2 separate regions of the Homo sapiens genome follow, and region 1 is linked to region 2. Evidence: chromatin loops called from intact Hi-C (ENCODE). Cell type or tissue: PC-9. All regions are shown on one strand.

Region 1 (8,000 bases), 49 kb before region 2:
GTTTTGCTCATTTGTTTACTTCCGTCTTGCTTTTGTCTCCCTCATTAGGCTGGAGACTCATAAGCCACTCTTTATCATTCTCCTAGAGCCCTTCTCCATGGATCCGCAGGAGTCCAGGGAGAAACAGGAGTAAGTCAAGCACTTAAGACAGTATCTGTCTGTGAATGTGTGCTCTATAACGCTCGCTATAACTAGCAGTAGTGGTAATGCTGGTAGTAGCAGTAATCTTAGTAATTGTATTATTATTAGTCATAGTGGTAGTGGTTAATTAGTAGTAATATCATCAGTAGTAGTATTAATAACTGTAGTAGTAGTAGTATTACTGACCCAGATATCACTTGAGAATCACATTTTAGGAAATGTCATGCTACCTCAATAAAGAGAGCCTGCTCTGAGTGTCAAACATGCCATCTAAATGTTGTTTATGGCCATTATAATGAGGAGGAGACACCATTTAATGAGCACTTTTTATGTGCCTAGCATTTAGCTAAGTGCTTTACTGTATTATCTCATTTAACCGTAGAAGCCATACTACTATCTTCACCATTTTACTGATGAGGAAACTGAGGCCCAGGAAGATGAGTTGACATGGTCATACTCCTAGAAGGTAGATGAGATAACACCTCTGGGATGACCCAAGAGGCTTATGGCACCCTCCTCCCCTTGGTCACCATCAGAAGCCCCAGGTGAAATGGTGGCATGCACCTATAGTCCCAGCTACTTGGGAGGCTGAGGTGGGAGGATCACTTGCACCCAGGAGTTCAAGGCTGCAGTGAACCATGATTGCACCACTGCATTCCAGCCTGGGTGACAGAGTGAGCCAGTCTCTTAAAGAGAAAAAAAGCCCCAGGTGTGCGTTTCCAACAAAGTGGCTGGAACCCAGAGCACTGACACGTTCGCTGGCTCCAGCTCTTTGAAATTCTGTCTAGCCTGATACGGAACAGGGAAGCCAAGAGCTGGGCCAGACACACATTTATCGTCTACCAGGATCTCACCTGGACAAGAGCTTCAACCTCTGAGCAGGTCCTGCTAGCCCTAGCAAAAAGAGCTCTATGTGAGTTGGAGAACAAGATTAGTATAACATCAGCACCCTGGTCTCGTCTCTCCTGAACCTGTCTGGGGGTGCAGAACTACATATCAGACTTCTCCAGGGCAGACCTTTATAGGAGCATCAAGACAAGCAGCATGGGAGGGGCTTCCTGGACCCTCTGCTGCCCTTATTCTTAGAAGGGTTCAGGCCCCAAGAAGGGAAGTGTGGGAAGAAGGACAAATAAAACCCAGCCAATCACAAATAGCTGCACCAATGGGGGCAGGACCTTCTCAGCCACAAGCTCAGCCCTGTGTGTCTTGGCCAACAAGGTCCGCCCACTTCTGTGCTCCATCCTGCACAACAGTGCCCGTGTTCCCTTGCTCTGCTCCTCCCCATCGCCGGTCTCTCTGGGGTGCCTTGCTGCCTCTAGCCACTTGGACTCTGTATATGCTGCTCCCCTGCCTGATACAAACCATCGTGCTGATAATCATAAGAACAGATACTCAGTGTGTCCTAGGCCCTGTTCTAAAAGTATGTAGTGAGCAGGTGCAGTGGCTCATGGCTATAATCCCAGCACTTTGGGAGGCCAAGGCAGGAGGGTCCCTTGAGCCCAGGATTTTGAGACCAACCTGGGCAACATGGTGGGACCCCATTTCTACAAAAATTTTTTAAAAGTTAGCCAGGTGTGGTGGGGCACATCTGTGGTCCCAGCTACTGGGGGGGCTGAGGTGGGAGGATTGCATGAGCCCAGGATGTCAAAGAGGCAGTGAGCTGAGATTGTGCCACTGCACTCCAGCCTGGGAGACAGAGCAAGACCCTGTTTCCAAGAAAACCCCCCAAATATGTTAACTCATTGGGTCCGCATACCTTACAGATGATTAAGAGCCTTGAAGAGGTTAAATGACTGGTTGAAGGTTATAAAAAGTGGCAAGGTAGATCTCAAATGCACGCCTTTGAATAGCAGGGCCCTCCTCAGATGGGGCTATTCTGGCTGGCTACGAAGTCATGACACCAGAGGTTTCTAGGCCCGACCCCCAATCAGAACTCTGGGAAGGGTTCCACACTCCTCCTGTTTTCATGTCCTGGATACCAGCAGGCTCCAAGCCTTCTGAGTGTGCCACCCTCCACAGAGGCGGAGACGTGCTGTGCAGGGCTGGGGAGAACGAGGCAAGAGGCCAGGATCTGAGGCTTAGCAAGCGGACCGCTCTGTGGACCAGTGGCCCTCTGCCATTCCCACTCTCTCTGCCTGGCCACTCCTCAAGGGTCTGGCTTCTTTGCTGCTGCTCACAGTAGATGCAGTCTGGAAGGGTGCCTGGGGGACCCCAAACCCTCCAGCAGCCCAGGTTCTGATGTGGAGAAATGGTCACCTCCTGTCGACCTCAGGCCCTCTGCACCTCTGACTGCATGTCTCCCTCTGTCTCCTCTACTTGATGACGCTGCCTTCCAGCAATTTGCTGGCAAGCGGGCGGCCCTCTTGCCTTCCTACGTGTCTGCGTAGTCTTTATCCTTACTGCCCCAGACCTCTCATTCCCCAGAAGGGTGATGGCTGAGGAGGTATATCCTCTGCCAAAGATTCTGTTCCAGCTAGCCCATCCCTCTGCCCCCAGGCACAACCAGCAAGGGCCACATCTAACCAGATGGTTGTCCTTTCTCCTCCAGACCTCAGAGGAAGGAGGCTCCCGATCTCCCTGGGCAACCTGGATCCCTGACAAGAGGCTCTTTCACTTTCTAAGCTTGATCTCCGGTGATGACACACCCTGCAGGGCAGCAGCTGTGACTAATTCTGTGTTTTAGACTCTGCCTTGTGCCTGGCTGGTGCCTGGGATGCAAAGCTGCCAGTGAGAAAGGCACCCTGGAAGGGTGCAGGGAGGCTCCAGCTGCAGAGCTTTCCCAGGATAGTGAGGGGGTGGGGCTGGAATGGCCCCAGAGAAGGTGGCCCCAAAGGCCAGGGCCCACCCAGCATGCCTCAGTGCTGTAGGATCAGGTCTCAGCAGCCAGCTGGGAAAGCCACAGCCTGGCACAGGGAAAGGCAAAGGCCTTGAGGTGAGAGAGACCTCAGGTTTGAATCCTGGCCTCGCCACTTATCAGCCAGGTACCCCGCGGCCTCCTGTACTCACTTGTGAAACGGAGGTAATGATAGCACCAAACTTGCTGAAGTTCTTTGGGCCTAGAAGTAGGTAGAAATGGGCTTTAAAAGAAGGGCGTATGTTATCTGACTTTGTCCTACCGGATAGAATTACTTAGCCCCATTTTACAGGTGAGGAGCCTAAGGCATGGAAGGGCCCTCTGAGCCCAGGCCTCTGCCCCAAAGCCTGTACTGTTTCTTGATGCACCAGGCTCACTGCAGGAGTAGATGAAAGGAGGTTAGAGGCTTCTCATTCCCTGCAAGGCTGCCCGCTCACCACTCTGAGTTCCTGCTGCTTCTGCCCCTCCCTCCTCCCACTGTCTCTTCTCCCAAACCAGAGCAGAGAGCTCTGGGGAGAAGGCCCCTTACGGAAAGATGTGAAGTCCCCACCAAACACTGCAGAAGCAGCAGGTGGCTTAGCAGGGAATGCCACAGTGAGCTCCACACAAAAGAGATGAACACACGTCCCTTCCCTTTGTCGCCATGGATGTGGTCACACATAGCCCCTAATTGAAGGAATCAGGGTACCTTTCTTTAAAGCAGAAATATGAGGACAGACTTGAGTGGTTCCATCAATGATGTCATGCTGCCAAACCCATATCACCAAACTGAGCTCCCTCTCCCATGTGTGCAAGGCAGTAGAGGAGGTCACTTAATCCCAAACAAACCCAGAGAGCCACCAATCCCCAAACAGACAGTCTCTACAGCCAGACAACCACGGTCACATTGAAATCAGGGGCTCCGTCCAATTCTGGCTGGGTGAACTCAGTCCGCCATGCTTCCAGGTGGGACAGAGGACGGGGCTTCAGGAGGATGAAGTGGAGCAAGAGACAGACGTCGCACATCCCCAAACTCACAAAAGCAAAGCTCTGCCACTCTGGAACCCTAGCAAACTCCAGCTACTATTTGCATCAGGAGAGGTTTTCCCCAGAGCTCTGGTGAGGGTATCAGGGTGCTGGGGCCTTGATGGGACATTGGCCCAGCCCAGCCTGCAGTAATGCTGTAAGCTCAGCGCTCCCAGGAAGGATCCCCACAGCCTCCAGGGCCTTCCCTGTCAGTGAGCCAGAGGGCAGCAGATCTGCTCAGCGACAGGAGCCAGGCCACCAGGGCGCCGTCGGGCTGTTGGCTCCCTCAGGTATTTTTAGGGTTGTCCTCCTTTCTGTGTCATAACTTAAAAATTTGGTTTTTTTTTTTTTTTCCTAATGGGGGTTCCAATTCCCCATGTGTCTGATATTCATTTGAAATGATTCATGGAAAAATATCTTTGCTACCAAATTATTTGTGCTACAGATAGTGCGGTTTTTAAATAAATGGCTACGTAAACACATGCACGTGTGTCTACTACCATGCAAGCTCAGCTATTATAACCACATAGGGCTGTGCAACTCAGATCATGAAGAAACCCTGATGCTGTGTATTAGAGTACAGGGGGCTGGGAACCCTCCTGGGGGAAAGCCACAGGACATGACAAAGATGCCCGGCGGGGGGGGGGAGTGGGGGCGGGAGAAAGTGCCAGCAGAGGAATGACTGCCCCTGGGCCTATAGCCATGACAGCCTGAGGGCCCAGCAGCCAGGGCAACAGGCCTGAAGAAGGCGCCTGTCCTCCCAGTCACCTTTGTGTGAATGACCCGGCCTCAGCCCAGCACCTTACCAAACAGCAAGCAAGCCTCCTGCCTCTTCCTCCCAGATATCTTCCCTGCTCTTTTTCCTTCCCAGCTGACTCCTTCAACCACAACACTTTTCCACAAAGCAGGAACAGCTGGGGCTTAGGGCCTATGCTTTGGCCCCAGCTCCCGCCAAAGGTGTCTTTCAGGATGCCCAGGGCTCCACCTGCAGCCTTCTTGCTGTGTCAGGCCCAGGGTGGCCCTCCTCAGACTTGCATTTGCCCTCCAACTCCCAGAGAAGTAAAACAATGATGACATAAGGATACTAGTACTGATAACAGCAATGGTACCATTTACTGGGACCCTACTATGCGTGTACTGGGCCACTGCTGTTTTATATTCCTCTTAGTGACAGGAGGTACAGTGTAGTGGTTATGAGCCTGTGTCGTGGGGCCAGTTAGTCTCTCCAAGCCTCCACTTACTCATCTGTAAATGGGGCTCTGAAGAACACCTCTTTCTTGGTAGTGTGTGAATTAACTGAGCATCCGCCTGCAAACTGCTCAGCACAGTGCCTAGCACATAGTAAACACTCAGTAAATCCACCTTAGTGCCTTTGTTTTCTGGGGCACTGAGGAAGCAGACCTGGCTGTGGAGCCAGCTGTGGATCACAGAGCTGATGAGACTCAATGCCCCCCAAAGACAGCGGACAGCCAGGCAAGGGGACTGCAGAGCCCCTGGGACTTCCAATATTGAGGTCTCAGATCGTCTCCCTCCAGGTGGGGCACTGAGGCCCGTGGGCTCTGCCTTTCCTGGGCTTCACTGAGTGGTGAAATGTGTGTGGATGGGGCTTCCTAAACTGAGTGCAAGCCTTTCCCACTTCCTGGACCCTCAAACCCACAACTCTTGAGCCCATGGACAGACCTTACCTTAAGTGGCCAAGCAGTGGCCTCCATGTGAGGCTCATGCCAGCATATACAATGTTTGGTACGAGTTATAAAAAAAATATTATATTTTCCAGGTAGAAAATTTCAAAAGGCAGCCCTCAGAGAAAACCCATTAGAAAAGGTATCCTAAGACCGGGCGCGGTGGCTCACGCCTGTAATCCCAGCACTTTGGGAGGCCAAGGCGCGTGGATCACGAGATCAGGAGATCGAGACCATCCTTGCTAACACAGTGCAACCCCGTCTCTACTAAAAATACAAAAAAATTAGCCAGGCGTGGTGGCGGGCACCTGTAGTCCCAGCTACTCGGGAGGCTGAGGCAGGAGAATGGCGTGAACCTTGGAGGTGGAGCTTGCAGTGAGCCAAGATTGTGCCATTGCACTCCAGCCTGGGCAATAGAGCAAGACTCCGTCTAAAAAAAAAAGAAAAGGTATCCTGTCCTCAGGCTGACATGGCCCCACGTGCATCCCCTACTCATGCCCCTCATTGGGTTCTGTTGTGCAGTATACAACCTGCACATCTGTTCTTTGCAGCCTTGCTCCCAGCTAGGAAAGTGTTGGGACCCTCTAGTGAAAGTACCTGACTAGAAGCCCACAGGCTTGGGTCCAGGGGCTATTCAACCACTAACCTGCTGGAGATCAGAGAGCTGCCAGGGCCAGGATAGTCTCCTGTGTTAAATGAATGGATGGGGCAAAACACACCCAGGACCCCTCATAACAATGACGGCAGCAATGATCATTTGATCACTTTTGAATGGGATAAACCCATGAAAAGAGGTGACAGCTACCACTGGCCAAGGGCCAGTTCCCACCTAGCCCCCATCCTACATGCTTTTACTCAGAGCACTAACCTTTCTAGGTGGGTGTGACTATCTCATTTTATAACAAGGCAGCTGAATTTCAGAGAGCCCAGTGAGCTCATGCCAGACTGGGCACAGAGGCAGAAGCACACGTTCTGAGCCTCAGTGGCCCCATGCTGCATCAGCTCAGAGGAAAAAAAAATCCCACTGCACACCAGTGCAGGCCTTCATCCATCGGAATTCCTGGGCCACCTCCTCACAGGCATAGCACAGTTCCAGGGCCCCTTCCTCGCCCTGTTGGTCAGTCGTCAGTCAGTGTCAGTCAGTCGGTCAATGCACGTTTGGGAGCACGTCCCACCAGGTGCTCAGCCCAAGGAAGATCCCTACCGTTCATTGTTCAAGGTCATTCTCGGGGGGTCCAGGTTGGGGTTCTCCATGGACTCCATCTGTGGACACCGCAGAAAGTAGTAGAGCGTGTGGAGGGCGTCGGGGGACCAAGTGATGGGCTGTGGCGGCTGGCGGGCCTGGCGGGCAGGGCTGGCACCCGGGCACAGGGGGTGACGCCCCTGCATGTGGTGCATGGCACGGGAGACCAAGTCACCTGGTGGGGGGCGGGGAGGGCAGAGGGGAGGAAGAGAAAAAAAGAAGACAAAGTCTGAGTTCACAGCCTGCATTCTTCCAAGGATGTTCCTGGCTGAAGCTCCCTTGCCTTAGTGCATAATTACTGTTTGCCCTGCAGCCAACAGGCGGAGGTGGAAACTGTCACCTAGATGCACAATAGCAATTTCGTTTCCCTTTCATTTCACTCTTGCTGAATTAAATACTTGGCAGGGCCTGTCTCCTCCAGAACTTAGGGTAATTTGGTTTCTTTTTTGACATCCCCACTCTCTCCACCACCCTCATGGGCCTCTCCCCAGATCTTTGACCAAGGGAATCTCTCTGGGTCTCTCTTCCCAGCCTCTACCAGCCAGGGCCAGGCTCTGTGGCAATTCTCCCCTGCACTGTCTTGTACAAAACCCAAAGTATTTCAGCGGAGAAGGTCCCTCTGTCTCAGCACCAATTACAACCACCAACACCACCATCATCACCTGTTGAGGACTCACTATGTACAAAGTATGCAATTCCCCAGAAATATGATTTAATTTGATCCTTACAGTGCTAGGGGGTATTATTCCCATTTTACAGATGAAGAACTTGAGGCTTATGGCTGGGCACAGTGGCTCACGCTGTAATCCCAAGCCCTTGGGGAGGCCGAGGCAGGTGGATCACTTTAGGCCAGGAGTTTGAGACCAGCCTGGCCAACATGGTGAAACCCTGTCTCTACTTAAAATACAAAAAATAGTCAGGGATAGTGGCAGGCGCCTGTAGTCCCAGCTACTCGGGACGCTGAGGCAGGAGAATCGCTTTAACCTGGGAGGCGGAGGTGGCAGTGAGCAGAGATCGTGCCACCACACTCCAGTCTGGGTGACTGGTGACAGTGAGACTTTGTCTCAAAAAAACA
Region 2 (8,000 bases):
GGTCTGAGCCACCACCCGGCCTGTCTCTGCCTTTTTTCTACCCCCACCCGGGGCTTTCTGCAAGCAAGACACAGCTATGCAAACAGACTGCAAGACAGGCCTTTCTGTGTAGCCCTGACTTGTACCACAGTACGAGGTAAGCCCTTTGACAAGAATCTACAGGGAACACTGACATTTGGGGGGCCAACTGCAGCTGTCACTCTGCCCCTCCCCCACCTCTTGACAAGGATCCACTGGAGACCCACTCCTGGCAGGAAGACATTCTAGTTCATTCAAATGGACTGTCTTCCCAAAAAAGCAAGGCATCTGTTTCCACAGAGGCATTTCCCCCCTAAATACTGGATAAAGAGCCAAGAGGCTGGGGACTGAATTATCACTTAATAGTCAGGTGGAGTTTCTTATTTCAGTTCCATAATCAATTTCCTCACCACAAAAGATAGTTAATGGACACAGAAGATTTGACAATTCATATGAAAATCATCATAACCACAACTGCTACTCATTATAGCCCATTTTTTTCCCCTGGGTTTCTGAGAACAGATGAGAAGAAAAAGGTTGTGTGTGCATTCCCCCCACTGCCCTCTTTAAAGTGTAAAGCCAAGAGAGCTCGCAAAGAATGCCCTCCTTCCCACAGTCACCGAAACTTTTCCATTTGATGAACCGTCTCCATCGGCTGGTGGTGACTGTGAAGCCAAGCGGCCAGCAGGAGCAGCTCAAAGCTGGAGGCTGCAATTCCAGGGAGTCTCGAGCGATCCACCTGGCCACTGCACAAGCTATGGCTTCACTCACTGAGTGGGGCCCCCAAGAAACGGCTTTGCTTCCTTCAGTGCTGCCCTGCTGCCTGACAAGGATCCCACCTGTCAGCACTGGGAAAGCCAGAAGCAGAGAAGATCTCCTAATAATTGACATCTGGGTTGCTCACCTCCAGTGCCCAGTTCTATCAAGAGGCCCCTGCTCCTGAGCACTTGGGCCGAAATCTTCATTCTCCTCCCCGCCTTTTTTTGAGATGGGGTCTCACTCTGTCACCCAGGCTGAAGTGCAGTGGTGTGATCTCGGCTCACTGCAACCTCCACCTCCCAGGTTCAAGTGATTCTCCTGCTTCAGCCTCCTGAATAGATGAGATTACAGGCATCCGCCACCACACCCAGCTAATTTTTTAAGTTTTTAGTGGAGAGGGGGGTTTCACCATGTTGGCCAGGCTGGTCTCGAACTCCTGACCTCAGATGATCCGCCCGCCTTGGCCTCCCAAAGTGCTGGGATTACAGGTGTGAGCCACCGTACCTGGCCTTCCCCCCTTTTTAGGTTATTTTTCTTCTTTTTAATTTTTTTTCTCTTTTGCCAAATTACTTCTCACACCTGAGAGAAGGGCTGAACTCTTCAGAGGCTGAGTTCACAGGGTTTTTAGGGCAAGGGGGAAAGGAAATGGGAGACTTTTTAGTCAAGCTGTCCTTTTTCTGTTTCGAGTTGCATTAGGGCATGGTGGCTAAAAGGAGGATTTGAGAGCCTGATGGTTTGAGTTCCAGTCTCAGCTCTAGCAGTTCCTGTGTGGCTTTGGGCAAATAATTTATTTTGACTCAGTTTCCTCATCTGTACAGCGGGAATAACAGATTACAGTAATCTCCATGGAAAGTTGTGTGGACTGAGTGAGTTAATATCACTGCTCCCAAGGCCTAAACGAGGGGAAAAGGAGAATGTCATTAAACATCCCCATGTGCGTTGAGAGAGCCAGGAAAGGGGGTGGGGAGAGGAGGTGACATTTAACCAGGGACAGTCCAAGGGTGCCCACCTCATCCTCTGGATTTCCAGCCAGAGGACATCTCTGTTGCCTGAGTACCACAAATGGGGTGAGGAAACAGGAGTGGAAGGAATTGAAAAGATGTAATGATCCACAGGGTATCTCTCCCAAGAGTCCAGGTTTGAGATGATGACCCAGCAGGACTGTTTTGCATTTCCCACATCCAGAGCTCCAATGCTGATAATTTATTGTTATTATTAAAAGACTAGCTGGCCATGATGGCTCAAGCCTGTAATCACAGCGCTTTGGGAAGCCAAGGCAGGAGGATCGCTTGAGCCCAGGAAATCAAGACCAGCCTGGGCAAGATGGCGAGACCCCCATCTCAATTTTCTTCAGAAGTTAACAAGATAATCCCCATCTTGTATTCACCTTTAGATAGAATGTAAAATTGGTTACCTTTTCATTCTAACATGTAAATGTTTCCCCCCTTCATCATCACTGAACCATATCAAGAATTTAGAATCTAAGGCTGAGTTTAAGTCAGAAACAGGCCACAGTCCCCAAGAGCTGCTGGGAACAGCTGGACTCTTCTGAAGGGTCTGTGAAAGTTCCACACATTGATTGAGCCTCCTGGCCCCTTGTTTGCTTCAACAAATGAAAGAAGCAAAATGCAGAAGCTGCGAGGAGATGGCTCGGGCCCTGCGTTGGAAATCTCTCTCCATGGCCACTGCCCACCTCAACTGTGCTATGGAGTTCCCCTCACTTCTGGGGCCCACAACAACTGCACAGAAGAGTGGGCTTTTGCCTTTTATAAATAAAGTCAAGATTCGGTCATGCTTGTGATGAGGCCTTCTGCCGCAGATCTGTGAAGTGCCTCTGGGTCACCCCTGAGTCAGACCTAGCCACACCCTCCTGATCTAAGGCCTTATCACTGAACCAAGAAGGCAGGAGGGTGGGAGCAAGGGGCCAGGAGGACAGCCAGTTCCCACCACGAGGACACCCAGACTACTCTAGGACTCCGGAAATCGTGGGGTCTGAGCTTTACATGAGATAGTGGCTGAAGGGAGCTTGGCACACAGTATCTGACACGCAGCCACAGGAGGGGCAGGGAGGTTGGTGATCCAGCACTTACCTCATCCTTGTCACGCGCCCCTGTATGTACCACCCCACTGAGCTGAGTGGCTGCTGGACCATGGCATTTTTGCCCGGCGATGGAGGGGGGTGGCTGAAGGAGTAGGAATGCTGTCAGAAAGTTCTAGAATAGTTGTAACTGCATTAACTCTGAGGGAAGAAGAGGCATTGGTATCCTAGGGGAGAAGAGGATTGTGGGGAAAAGAATGACCAGGTGGGGTCTTCCTGGTGTAAGGGTGTATGACAGATCTAACTAATCACCACAGGATGATGTCTCCTGGGCACTTATGTGGCATCAAGCTAAGTGGCTCATGCGGGCATTGCCTCAGCTAATCCTCAAAGTCTACAGGACAGGCACAGTCCTTGTCTTCATTTTCCAGAACAGGGAGCTGAACCTTAGAGAAGTCCAACAACTTAACCCAGTCACAGCTAGGCGGGAGGTAACCTAATGAGGACTTCACCTCAGGCCGGGCCTGAGGTAAACCAAAGCTGGGAGGAAGCTGGGTGTCTCTTGTGACAGGACCTCTCCCCTCCACAGCCCTGCCCACCTCACTGACAGTCCGAATCTGGGAGCCTGATAAGGAGGCTGAGGACTCCAGGAGGAAATGCCTGCCAGTGGAACTTTCTACCTTCCAAAGATCATCACACCCAAGATAACCATGGCTTCTTAAGAACACTGTAGGTGGGGAGAGGGTTCTTTATCTCTACACTGACCAGCAAAGAGACGTGTGAGAACAAGCAACCCATTTCAAATCTTGCTTCTGCACAAGGACTAGAGACTAGCCTGTTGACCTCTGGCAAATATATATATATATTTTAGATGGAGTCTCGCTCTGTCGCCCAGCCTGGAGTGCAGTGGCATGATCTTAGCTCACTTGAACTCCGCCTCCTGGGTTCAAGTGATTCTCCTGCCTCAGCCTCTTGAGTAGCTGGGATTACAGGCGTGAGCCACCACGCCCAGCCTCTGGCAAATCTCTTAACCCTACTAAACCCCACATTCCTCATCCATAACCCTGCCCCTCCTCCAACAACAGAAATCACTGACACTGCAAGCACCCTTGCTCCTGACATCCCACTTGATATCACCTTTGATCCGCAAGGATAATCCTAGAAAATATGTCCTAGTCTTACGCGATTTTACAGATTTATTATCTATCTGTGAAAATGGGAACAACAATATTGATTCTCTTAACTTTCTTGAAGAGTCAATGAGATCATTTACGGAATGTGCTTGGCACAGACTCAGTGAAAGATAAAAGCTTGAAGCCTATGGTTAGACCTAAGGTCAGCCACCCACCCAGACCCAGGACCAAGCCCTGAATGTCTAGAGCACGGTTCTTCGCAGACACACCCCAGCCCTGGGTATCAGCGTGGTGACTCAGCAGAGGGCATTCCACAGGCTTATAAAAAAGTTGTCTGGGAAAGCCCCACCTGACTGTGGCCAAGATCCCTCAGTACTCTAGAAGAGCAGGGGACCTGTCTGGAGAAAGGATAGGAATTTGAAGCTTTGTCTCTGAAGTCCAGAACTGCAAAACAGCCCCCCGCTGAAATTCACAAACCACTGTTTCCTTCAGTGCCTGTCCCAAGCTAGGCCCTGTGCTAGCCCTGGAGATAGAAAAGAGACTTGGTTCCCTTAGCAGCCAGCCTGGACTCAGCAGGCCAAACCTTCCCCAGGAGGGGGATGCTGACCTCTGGAGATGTTGCTGCTGACCAAGGGAGGTAATTGTTTCTTTAAAAAAAAAAAAATCACTTTCAGTTGTTAAATGAATAAACCACTCTAAAACACTTAGGAGATAAGAAGGCAATCTATCAGGACTCCCCTGACCTTTGAAAACTCAAAGTGAAAATGGAAGCAGGCCCAGGCTGACCGATAGTGGGAAAAGCAGATCAGCAGCAGTTTCACCACAATACAAAGAGACTGAAAACCCTGCACATTTTTAGCATGTGACTAGAATAATCCACATCAGGGCCCCTAGCACAAAATGCAGGACAATAAAATACGCAGAAAAACAGGGATATCTCATTGTAACTGAACGAGCACTTACTTGCTGCCTGCATTAAGCCTTTTATGAAGATCATTTCATTTAATTTCATTTACTCTTCCCCATGGTGAATAAGAGCTGGGCTTAGAGTTGTTGGCCTGGATTGTTCTAAATATTCACTCTCCCAACCCCCAATGTACTCGCTGTTTGACTTTGGGCACTTTGCTTAACTGCTTTAGGCCTCAATGTCCTCATCTATCAAACTGCGATTCTAGGGTCCCTTATAAGATTGTTGTAATCCCAGCACTTTGGGAGACCGAGGAGGGTGGATCACTTGAGCCCAGGAGTTCGAGACCAGCTTGGGTTACATGGCAAAACCACGTCTCTACCAAAAATACAAAAATTAGCCAGGCTTGGTAGTGTGTGCCTGTGGTTCCAGCTACTCTGGAGGCTGAAGTGGATGGATCGCCTGAGCCCGGGAAGTCAAGGCTGGATTAAGCAGAGATCACGCCAGTGCACTCCAGTCTGGATGACAGAGTGAGAACCTGTCTCAAAAAATTTTCAAAAAAAGAAAAAGATTGTTTTAAACACTAAATGAATAAATCTCCATAAAGCACTTGCCTTAGGATCTGGAACACAAGTCCTCCATAAATGCTGGCTACTATTATTATAATGGCTGATAACAGCCTCTGACTGACACATGCCTCATCTCTGTCTCACATACATTAAAACCAAAACTTCCAAGGTCAGAAGGGCTCAGGTTCAGCACCGTTTCCTCTCCAGGCTGCTGTGATATGCCTACCCCACCACACTGCCACCCTGGCGAGAGCTGAGGACCAGCACAGCCTCCTCCCCACTGAACTTTCCTTGCAGGCAGAGGGCTTTGGATTCTTTGGTTTTCCTCATGGAGGAAATCACCCCCTACAGCAAACCACCCAGGACCAGGTATCCACTTCCGGCATCTTTCTATGGAAGCCGACTGCAGACCAGTCTCAGGCAGTGCTTGGCTGTGCAAGTCCTGAGGCCTAATTCTCAATTATCTGAGGTGTGGAGACACCTGCGGCACTCACCAGACTAACTGGGTCTGGCATAGCAATTGATCTCTAGTTGTGTTGATTTTTGTGGATTTGCTTTTCTCCTCTGATCCAGATGAGGTGAGGGAAGGCATGAGATGAGCAGGAGCTGGTGTCTGGGTGGCTCACGGGGCTGCCACCTTCCAGACCACGGCACAGCCTGCTTCTGGGGCTCATACACTCTGATGTACCCTGGGGTCCCTTCCAAAGCATGGTGTTTCACAATGAAGGGAAATGGAAGCTCTTTGGTGGGCTGCTGCTTCCACACTGAGCACCAGTAGAGGTGAAAAGCCCATCTCACCAGCTCCAATCCAAAGCTGTCCCCAAAGTATCAGGAGCCACTGTGCTGTTCTAGACTAAATGGTAAACTGAGTAATAAACCCAGGCCTTGAAGCTGCAGCCACGGAAACACATGGGCCCCAGCAGGGGAGAGAGGCCCTCCTCATCCTGGGGCCACAAATATCTGTCACTCAGGGACTGGCTTTGCTGCCAGCTTCTAAAACGTTCAGGCCAATGCCTGGCACAAGCCCCTATAAGGATATGAGGGGCGTGGGGCCTGCTGGATCAGCCAGGAGACACACCTCTCATTCCTTTTCTCTCTTCCTAAAAGACAATTCTATTCAAAGGGAGACTCTTCTGCTGAACAAAAAAGTAACAACAAAATCCCCTCAGGCAATTCTGTGGGTTTCCTAAACCCACAGAGTTCAACAAAATTGGCCAAGGTTGGATAGGTTCTTATCCAAACTTCGATACAAGGGCTTTTTTGTTTGGTTTTAAAATGACAAATCTTGGGCTGGGTGTGGTGGCTCACGCCTGTAATCCCAGCACTTTGGGAGGCCGAGGCAGGTGGATCATCTGAGGTTGGGAGTTCGAGACCAGCCTGACCAACATGGAGAAACTCTGTCTTTACTAAAAATACAAAATTAGCTGGGCGTAATGGTGCATGCCTGTAATCCCAGCTACTTGGGAGGCTTAGGCAGGAGAATCGCTTGAACCCAGGAGGTGGAGGTTGCAGTGAGCCGAGATCGCACCATTGCACTCCAGCCTGGGCAATAAGAGTGAAACTCCATCTCAAAAAAAAAAAAAAAAAAAAAAAAAAGACAAATCTTGTCTCCCTGGACCTTTTTCTTGATATCTGTACTCTTCGCCATTTCAACTTGCTTTGAACCCTACCACAACAGAAAACCTCACATACTTCTTTAGGTGGTTTTTTCCAAAGTTCATACCTACACAAATGAGTTTCTTTGTATTGAGCCTCAGAATGCTCAACAAATCACTTTTTGCCAGAAGTTCCATTTCTTTTCTTTTTTTCTTTTTTCTTTTTTTTTTTTTTTTTGAGACAGAGTTTAACTCTTATCACCCAGGCTGGAGTACAATGGCATGATCTCGGCTCACCGCAACCTCTGTCTTCCGGGTTCAAGCAATTCTCCTGCCTCAGCCTCCCAAGTAGCTGGGATTACAGGCATGCACCAACATGCCCGGCTAATTTTGTATTTTTAGTAGAGACGGGGTTTCTCCATGTTGGTCAGGCTGGTCTTGAACTCCCAACCTCAGGTGATCCGCCCACCTCAGCCTCCCAAAGTGCTGGGATTACAGACGTGAGCCACTGCACCTGGCCCCCAGAAGTTCCATTTCTTAAGCTGGGCCAAGGCCTCTGGTGTGCAGCTGTCTTGGCCTGTTGGCTGGTGGAGCCACCGCTACAGGTTCCTCAGCTTAGTTCTCATGCCAGCACCACCCCCTCCCAAAGCTGCGAAGGAGGAATGCTGGAGACAGCTGGTCCCTGACTTATGATGTTTGACTTTACAGTGGTGGGAAAGCCATACACATTCAGTAGCAGCAGTACTTCAAGTACCCACACCACCATTCTGTGTTTCACTTTCAGTAATCAATAAGTTACATGAGATATTCAACACTTTATTATAACATAGGTTTTGGGTTAGATGATCTTGTCCAATTGTAGGCTAATGTAAGTGTTCTGAGCATGTTTAAGGTAAGCTAGGCTAAGCTATGACGTTCAGTAGGTTAGGTGTATTAAGTGCATTTTGATTTATATTTTCAATTTACAATGGGCTTATCTGG

What was found. Hi-C counts contacts between places; a loop is a spot of excess contacts. Peaks named below come from ENCODE experiments on the same cell type or tissue, not always from the same donor. Only the 100,000 strongest peaks of a DNase experiment are listed, where the experiment ranks them.
Region 1: a loop joins it to region 2, with 7 times the contacts of the local background. A loop is called at or near these places in 8 of 110 quality-filtered maps.

What each region holds. Positions count from the first base shown.
Region 1 is chr11:34,190,439-34,198,438 of GRCh38, forward strand. ABTB2 (ankyrin repeat and BTB domain containing 2) reads right to left here. Exons shown (of 17, transcript NM_145804.3): 3 at 6,887-7,100. Among named protein-coding and RNA genes, the nearest start is that of NAT10, 89 kb to the left of the region's middle. RefSeq lists a silencer at 2,012-2,197 and enhancers at 2,666-3,551, 3,719-4,547. In PC-9, a CTCF peak has its summit at 4,260; DNase peaks (open chromatin) are centred at 2,753 and 4,303; H3K27ac peaks cover 2,001 bases.
Region 2 is chr11:34,239,608-34,247,607 of GRCh38, forward strand. All of the region lies in intron 1 of ABTB2 (ankyrin repeat and BTB domain containing 2), which reads right to left. Among named protein-coding and RNA genes, the nearest start is that of ABTB2, 110 kb to the right of the region's middle. RefSeq lists enhancers at 1-14, 739-1,238, 2,403-3,602, 3,795-4,466, 4,461-4,620. In PC-9, no CTCF peak of the experiment used is centred here; DNase peaks (open chromatin) are centred at 2,634, 4,244 and 6,614; H3K27ac peaks cover 3,903 bases.